2 separate regions of the Homo sapiens genome follow, and region 2 is linked to region 1. Evidence: chromatin loops called from intact Hi-C (ENCODE). Cell type or tissue: ascending aorta. All regions are shown on one strand. Links, peaks and the distances in the headings refer to the core of each region. The heading gives the core; the rest is flanking DNA. Region 1 has its middle 61 kb from the start of LINC00114. Region 2 has its middle 110 kb from the start of LINC00114.

Region 1 (4,392 bases), core at 135-4,134:
AAAATAGAAGGAGAAAAAGAAATCAAGAGATGTAAAAAAAAGTCACATTTAATCACACTTGGAATCAGAAAACAACAGAGCCACAGTGACAACCATGTGATTTAGTGTGGGGGAAAGTGCAGCAAGATTTCCTGTGGGGGGATGTAGCAGCACAACTTTTTAAATAAGCAACTTTTATGGAAAAAAATTTGACTTTACCATTTTTCGTATATTCTGATTTGGTAATTTCATTCTCGTCATCTGTCCTGAGAAAATAATCTGTGGGCAACGCTGTTTTGTTTTATTTTGTTTTGTTTTGTTTTTGAGACGGAGTTGCACTCTTGTAGCCCAGGCTGGAGTGCAATGGTGTGATCTCAGCTCACTGGAACCTCTCCCTCCCGGGTTCAGGTAATTTCCTGCCTCAGCCTCCCGAGTAGCTGGGATTGCAGGCACCCGCCACCATGCCTGGTTAATTTTTGTATTTTTTAGTAGAGACAGGGTTTCACCATGTTGGCCAGGCTGGTCTTGAACTCCTGACCTCAGGTGATCCACCCGCCTCGGCCTCCTATAGTGCTGGGATTACAGGCATGCGACACCGTGCCTGGCCAGCTATTTATAGCAATAAAATATCAAAGGCCTAAATGTCCAACATGAGGGAAGGGGTCACTCTGATGGGGTTCTATATCCTTCTTCAAACATGATTATCGAGAGATCTAAATAGCAGGAAAATGTTTGAAATACGATTTTTCAGGAAAAAAAATAAAAAAAATCAACAATGTATAGGGGGGAAAATGTCCAGAAATAAAAGTGGAAGGAAATATGCCAATGTATAATGAGTTGGCTCAGGAATAGAGAGAAAATATCATTATTATTTTTTTACTACTTGGTATTTGTATGTTTCTAAATTCTGTATAATGAGCATGCATTTCTTTGAAAACATCAGAATAAAAGTAAATTAAAAGATGTAGTAATAATTATATCAAGAGATCCCTTCTTTGGTAAGAAAATGGGTTGACTTTGCTATGCCTGCTAGACATTATGCTGTGGCAGAAGTAATCAACCTGCATTGTATTCTGAGTACTTCCTCCAGAAAACAGCTCTGATAAGCAGTCCAATCTCAGAGGAAGGTGAAGAAGGGCATCACAAAAGTGTCCTCCAGTATCCCTGTATTTCTGTCTGTTTTTATATCAGCTGCTCCTGCGAAACTCCTATAACAACCACTAAACCAGCCCCAAAGCTGGTGGAGTCTAGTGAGATATTCATTTCAATGGATTTGAGCTTCTGTTGTTTTAATGTGTATGTCTTGTGTGTCAGTAAGTGAATTTCTGTGTAGTAGAATAAATAGATTTTTCCATTTTTTCCTGCAATGCCTGTATATTACTCTAATCGGAAAGATGGGACCACATTTTTAAAAGAATATTGTTAGAAAATAATTGAAGGGGCTTTAAAAGTAAAGATCAAAAGGGGAAATATTTCTATTTTTTTCTCAAATAAAATGTCAAAAGTGTTTCAGCTTTGAGTTAGCATTCAACCGTCCTGCAATGCTTTGGAGAGTGAGAAAAGGTGTGGCATATCTCCCAAAACACAAAGAAGAATATATTAATGAATGTATTGTCTGTGGCCGTTTCATACTACAACACCAGAGTTGTGCAGTTGCTACAGACTGTGTTTGGCTTACAAAGCCAAAAACATTTATTATCTGGCCCTTTGCAGAAAAGGTTTACTAAACCCTGGCGTTACATGTCATGACATTAAAAACACTTGAGTTTGCAAAATCTGTCTTAGAGAAGATAGATAAGTTTCTTTCAATAATGCTGCTTTTAGAAATTCAACCTTAAGCTTTCTTGACAGAAGCACATTGAATCAATTTGGATTGCCTCTGGCTGCAAGGAACAGGAAAGCCAACAGTGGCTTATAGACACAGGGTGAACTCAGCTCAGGCAGGACAGACTCTCTGGTGCCATCTGGCTGTTTCCAGCTTTTCATCCTTAGCAAGAGGTGCTTGTCTGTGCTTTTGCCTTAAGGTCACAAGGTGCTGCTGCACCACAGTCCTCAGGCTCACCATCCAGCAGGAAAGAGAAAGAAAAAGATAACTAGAACAAAGGCAGAAAAGCAATTCCTTTTTATTCTGGAGGGCCTCCCTTTCCTGCGATTTACAGCTTCTTTTGAATGCCCTGTTATGTCGTATGGCTTTTGGAAACAGCAGAGTTGCCTGGGTGAGTTATTTTTCTTTAACTAGGCATGTTGAGGCCACAAACCATATGAGGGTTTTGTTAGATAGAAAGGGGACGACATGTACATTGGATGGGCAGCTGATGGTGTCTGCTGCAAATATATACAGCATCACCACCAAGAAGCCTATGTATTGATACATTGAATGTATCATCTGCTTTCAAATTGTTTTACTGCAAGCAGTAAAATGAATGCAAACCCCTAGGTACTGACTAAGCTTGTCCCCTGTCCTGCCTAGTTGTCAGCCCTGTTTCCTAATATGAGGCTGTCCTTTCTAGGGTCCTTTGAACTCCCTTCATATCTCTCCCAGACAAAAGCTCTAAAGGCGGAGATAAAGCTCCTGGGGCTGGGAGGGCACAGCCACCCGCCCTCAGCAGCACATCTGTTCAGGGATATGAAGTACCTTCTCCTTGCTATAGAAGCCCCTAGTTTTAGTGGGTCAGTTTACTTTCCCCCATCTCCTCCAAGGACAAATAATTTGTATCTGTAGAGACTGCCCTTGGCCTTGTCTTCGGTAATCCATACTCTGAGTTATTTGGTGGGGGGAGGGGGGGGCGGGGGGGGGGCGCATTCATATCTCATGGCTCCTTAAAGAAGTTCCAAAATCCAGACACATGACCGACTCCCTGGTCCCTGCAATTTTAACTCATCTAGAAGAACCACTCTTGATTTCTGAATGGTTCCTCCATTGTACCATAGAATTCTGACAGGTATTTCTTAATTAACCGTTCAAACTTTCTTCCCTGAAGAGTTTAACAGCACAAAAACCCAACAAAATATGCATAATCTTTAAATAAACTCAACAAAGTCTGCTTCATAAAAGCATTACACTTTCCAAATTCTTTATTCCTTCACCCACTTCTTCAATATTTATGAATTATAGATGTGGAAGAGGATTTATCATGATAAAGTATCTATATTTCAAACCCACCAGTGATTTACTTCTCAGGGGTGACCAAAAAAGATGCAGATTGATGTGCAACAATTGAACACAGGTGGGAGTGTCCACCCTCTGCCACTGTGCTAGTTATGCACGGTGTTGTTCCGTTTCCATTGTCTCTCCAGGAGCCACCTTGAGACTATTTGTTGGACATGCTCTTGCTGATTCACTCACTGCCATCATCCAAGGCAGAAGATACTGAGAATCATACAAACAGGGACCCATTCCAGAATTCTAAAGGGCTAAAGCTGAAAATGACTTTAGTGATTCCCTGAGCAACTTTCTAATTTTAGAGACTAAAACCCCCAAACCCAAAGAGGCTGAGATCCCCGAGCCTCTCCCCCAAGTTTTAATTGGTATGTTACATTAAACAATGTAATTTGGCTGTGTTCTGTCTCCCTGCATTGGACTAGAATTGGCCTTGAAATGAGTAAATACAAAACGATACTATGGTGCATTCACGTGTTCAATATTCTACTAACACAAAGATAATAAAACAGAAAGAAAATAAGATTGAACTAAAATATCCTCCCCCTTTGCCAATTGTGCTCCCCTCCCACTGCTGCCCGAGTTATAGCCCAGAGCCCAAGATCTCTGTCTGCCAGCTGTCAATGCAAAATTCTTTCCACCCATGGTGGTGTTTGCCATGTGTAGGCAGGGGCAGTGGGAAAAAGTTTATAGAAACTTTGACTTCCAGTCATCACTTGTAAGTGTTCCATGCACATTCACACAGTCAACCAAAAGCATATGTTCCGACAAGTTCACACTCTCCCACTGCCCTCCCCGGCATCCTCAGGGTTATGTAGAAGAGACTAGAACAGAAAGCTGTTTCTGGTTTTTGTTTTTGTTTCTATTTTTATTCTTTATTTTAAAGAAGGTAGTTCTTGGAAGCAATTGGCTAAACTTCTCACCAAAAATTAAGATTAAAAAACACAATGGGTGACCTAAAGAGGCCAATCAAGTAGTAAGGAAACCAGAAAATGCCAAATAACCAAGCATAGCATTATTCTCAAAGGGGGTGGAAAGTCTATACAGAAATTAAGCCCAAGAAATACTGAGTTGATTTACAGCTGATCTAACTAATGCATTTCAGAGGGAGGAACAACTCTCCTCCCATGACTATATCTCATGAGTTTGCAATGCATATTATAAATGATGCAATGAGAGACGGGATCCATATTTCCTGGTGTTAACTCTTGGAAAAGAATGTGATCATCTAAGGGTTGCAAAGGAGATTCTTT
Region 2 (4,392 bases), core at 294-4,293, 52 kb before region 1:
TACCATAATCATCGGAAACTGTGCCCCAAAGATCTGAACGTCCCTGTTACATCAGCCTATTTTTCTTACAAATGTTGCTGCTAAGGTTCAAATTCAAGGTGTAGAACATTAAACAATAGCTGTATTGTGAAGGACCATGCTCCCTGGGAAAGCCCAAGTAACCTTACACACTGGGGAAGGAAAAAAGAACTCCTTTGCCATACTCCTGCTCTCTGGAAAACTGCTCAGACGCAAGGGGTAAAGAAGCAAAGAGGTGACAAAAAGAGACCTGCATTCAGAGAGATCAGCTGTCAACTTAAACTGAGAAGTGACCTGATGCCTCACAGAGCTGGGATTTTGCCACCTTGACCAAACTGCTTCCCAGGCTCCATAAGTCTCATTAGAAACGTAGGTGGCTCTGTGTCGACACCTTCTCAATGGAGTTCTATGAAATAACAGGCATCAGACATTTATTCACTATGACAATGTCTTCCCACCACTCCAGATCCTATGACCGGGACTGACTTGCTATCGGTTTTTGCCTGGGAATAGGAAACGATTCCAGAAACATTAGCTCTTCTGTTTTGAGAAGAAATAAATTCCCCCTTTTATTTCTTTTTTGTTTAAAGATAGCAAGATAAAAATAAAAACTAATATTACTTTTAGAAAAAAAAAGTGTTGAAAGTTTCCTATTACCCTACTTACAATGTGAGATGCATTTAAAAGATACATAACGTATAACATTGTAGAATAGTATGTGAGTTACACATTCCTTCTGACGTCTTTCAGAGATGCTTTCCTTCTTACTTATGTATCTGGTATTCCATTGGGATCTTAGGTCTTACCACAAATAAAATATCTGATTTTATAAGATTAAAAACTCAACAAGGTTTTTCTTTAATATAAAAGCAAAACGTGGAACGTGGAGGGGGGAATGTTTATATACAGGTGTGAATGCAGCCCCTCACACAATCCCTTCAATGGTAAATGCTAATTTTCTAAATTTTAGCTAAAGATTAAATCACCAATAATTCCTCATGAAATAACAGATAAACGTGAAATCATGTACTACAATTCTACTCTAAATTTTTTTAAATAGAATGAAGTAATTATAAAATGTTACAAAAGAGAAGAAACTGGAATTATAAGTGCTACTGGAATTATATATTCCTTAACAAATATCTTGAGACGGATTACCCATTTGCTAATTCAGTGTACTTTCCAAAAGCCATTGACCCAAACCGAAGCTAGGATTACCAAATGGCAAATAGCATTTGTGATGTGTGTAGCTCTTCTAAAGCCTTTCTTGAGAATTGTAAAACTTGATATATTAGCCACAAGTTTACATAGCTCACCGTTTCTGCTAGAATTATAATTTCAATGGTGTAATTAGCTTATTAATAATTTGACACATGGTGAATTAATTTACATGGTTGGGTTCTTCGCAACGTCTGTTGCCTGATCCTCCTGTGGATGAAGGCTATGAGCTCTGGCCTGCCCCGGGAGCGGGCACCAGCCAATGCCAGCGGAGCAAGGGTTAACTTTGGGACTGTGACAGTTCTCCCTTCAGGGGCTCTAAACTACTTGGAGAGAATGGAAAACAGTCAAAAATAGTCCCAAAGGTAAATAAACTCTGTGTCCTATGTATGTCACCCAGGGAAGAATAAAATGTATTTTTACTCACATTGAAAGTTTTCTGAACTACAAAAGCTATAGAGACATGTACAGAGTGAAACCTGTAGCACATACGAATATGTTATTTTGAAAGATAAAGGAAACTATCTTTAGATTAACGATGAGTTGTATTAAATCCACATCCTCATTGAAATTGTTTATCCATTTTATTGCGCAGTGTAGTCTGCTATTAATAACAGAATTTGTCCTGTACTTAAAAGATAATTAATGCCTCTATGCATCTATGCAACATACCATAGCAATAAACGGACGATGTATTTCAGACAGAAACCAGGTAAGGCTAGCTGATAAAATACAGACTATATTTTTTTTAACATGCCAAGTTTTGCAATTAGGGTGGTAAACTGGAGGCAAATAAACTTAACAGCTGCAGGCTGAAGAATGGAAAGGTGAAAAGACTGAGACTGAGAGTGGGAAAGGAAAGGGACCGCTCCTGGCGCTGAGAGCTGGTCCCAGAGCCGGTGTTGCGGGGTGTGCGGGAAGGCGCCGTCGGGGGTCATTCCACCATCAGGACCCAGCGGACAGTGACAACCCAGCCTCAAACCTGGTCCCTACTTTAGGCCAAGCGTCAGCTTTTTTAGTTCAACCCTGATTTCCACTCCAGACAAGGACAAATAACCTCTTGGTCGGGGCCCCAGATGAAGTCCCCGCGGTGTGCTCTCCTGGCCCTTGTCAATTTCGGGGTGCCCCCTCCTCTCCATCCGCACCCGACTGCACGCGCCTCCCTGGGACCCCGCACTGGCGAGCCGTCCCTCCCGGCGCTGGACGCCCCACCTGTCCCGGCGCCGTCGGAAGAGCCCTGCAGAGTGAGCCCCTAGGGCCACCCCGCTGCCTTCCTCCCCGTCCCCGCAGCCGCTGTAGCCAGCGTGGGAGCCGGGCAGGTCGCGTGGGGCGCTGGACTTACCGAGAGGTTAGCGCCGCCGTCGGGGGAGGGCGTGTCCCGCACGTGTGTGTCCGCGCGTGTCCGCGCCCGCGTGTGCCAGCGCGCGTGCCTTGGCCGTGCGCGCCGAGCCGGGTCGCACTAACTCCCTCGGCGCCGACGGGCTCAGCCCATGGTGTGGGCGCCGGGTTCAGGGAGGCTCCGGCTCCCGCCAATCGCGGAGCAGGGCGGCCGCCCCGACGCGCGACTTGCGAACCCGGAGTGCGCGCCGGGGGCGGGGCAGGGACGCGTGGGCGGGAATGCACGCGCGTGGCCAGGTGCGCGTGGGTGCGAGCGCGCGGGAGTCTTCGAGTGCGCGCGTGTCCGTGTGCGCGTGGGTGTGGGTGTGCTCGCGTGTCCGTGCGCGCGCCCTCGGGGCCAAGAGCGCGGGCCGCGCGGGCAGGTTTGGACACTACGCGCCCTGCTCGGGTTTAGGACGCGGCTGGCGGCTCCGGGAGGAAGAGGAGGAGGAAGAGGAGGAGGCGGAGGAGGAGGAAGAGGAGGAGGGAGGCGGAGGAGCAGAGGCTGGGACGGCCGGAGGAGAGAGTCCGGCCCCAGCAGGAAAGGAACCCAGCACGCGACTACTGGAGGGGCGAGGAGCAAGGGAAGGACCAGAGGGGAGGAGAGGGGGTCAGGGGAGGGAAAGTGTGGGAGGGGGAGCCGCGGGGGTGCGCGCTCCTCCTAACTCGGGGTCGCTTTTAGCGAGAAGTGATATTTTTCCAGCCTCATTGAAAACCGTTGCAAACATTGAAAATAGTAAAAGTGAAAACGGTTGCGACACTAAGACGTTTATAAAATGACCGCGGACTGCCCTCGATGCTGATGAGAACTGGGACGACGTCGCGCAGAGCGTCCGGAGGGAGAGGCGCGGTGCCCGGGACCTCGGTCGTGGGGAGGAGCCGGATACAGCCGCCGGGACGCGGGGATGCCGAGGGCACCGCGGCCTGGTCTGACCGACGCACGCGGTGACAGCCGCCCTTGGGAGACGACGGCGTCTGCAACCAGCAGCCTCCAAAGGGTGCAGCCAGGAGGCTCAGCTTGTCCGCCTCCGGGGCTCGGGGCTAAGCCCCTTCCAGAAGTTTTCGTTTCTACGCGAATTCCGACCGCAAAATCCAGCTTACCTGAGCGCCGCTCCTCTTCTCTCATGTCCCTCGGGGGCCGTCACGACCGTCCCGGAGCGATCTCTAGGAACCTGTCCCGCAGCGATCTCTTGCACACTCTCCCCATTCCGACCAAGTGAAAACTACCCATGTCCCTCCCTCTCCAAACTTTAACAGCCAAGAATTTCAGCAAACAGCCAGAAAGAAAGCTAAGTCTCCCCCCGCCCCCCACCCCAAGGGAAGGGAGGGAATAAGCACTCCTTTAATTTGAAAAATAATAATTAAAACTCCCTCAACTTTTAAGGCCGAGCAACATAATCTATTAATTGGTCGCTATTAACATGCAGTTTTATTGACCATAGCACACAGAAGTCTGATTGTGAGGGAGGAGTGTTTTCAATGAAAGTGGAGTTATTTTAGCTGCAGACGTGTTTACATTTCTGTGGTTTAGTCTATAACTTTCTCTTTTTCTTGCTTCAGAATTCTGCTCCATGAAGCAAAGCCCTTAGCTCCCAGACATTCCAAAAAGTCTGCCAAAATAATAGAAAAAAAGAGAGGGAAGAAAAAACACACGGAGACCCCCAAGTCTGGGTCAGGCTCAGGGTTGGATGTGGGCAGGGTGAGTGTGCCCCCTCCCCGCGCACTTTCCAGTTAGGAAAAAAAAAAAAAGTTTCAGGGCTCCATTTCCTGTTTGCTGGG

What was found. Hi-C counts contacts between places; a loop is a spot of excess contacts. Peaks named below come from ENCODE experiments on the same cell type or tissue, not always from the same donor. Only the 100,000 strongest peaks of a DNase experiment are listed, where the experiment ranks them.
Region 2: it touches region 1 in a loop (3-fold over the local background); 10 of 110 quality-filtered maps call a loop at or near these places.

What each region holds. Positions count from the first base shown.
Region 1 is chr21:38,710,327-38,714,718 of GRCh38, forward strand. No RefSeq gene overlaps it. Among named protein-coding and RNA genes, the nearest start is that of LINC00114, 61 kb to the right of the region's middle. In ascending aorta, for the core only: a CTCF peak has its summit at 1,976; a DNase peak (open chromatin) is centred at 1,935; H3K27ac peaks cover 651 bases.
Region 2 is chr21:38,657,944-38,662,335 of GRCh38, forward strand. It overlaps a transcript of ERG not described here. Among named protein-coding and RNA genes, the nearest start is that of LINC00114, 110 kb to the right of the region's middle. In ascending aorta, for the core only: no CTCF peak of the experiment used is centred there; DNase peaks (open chromatin) are centred at 2,778 and 3,478; H3K4me3 peaks cover 4,000 bases; H3K27ac peaks cover 4,000 bases.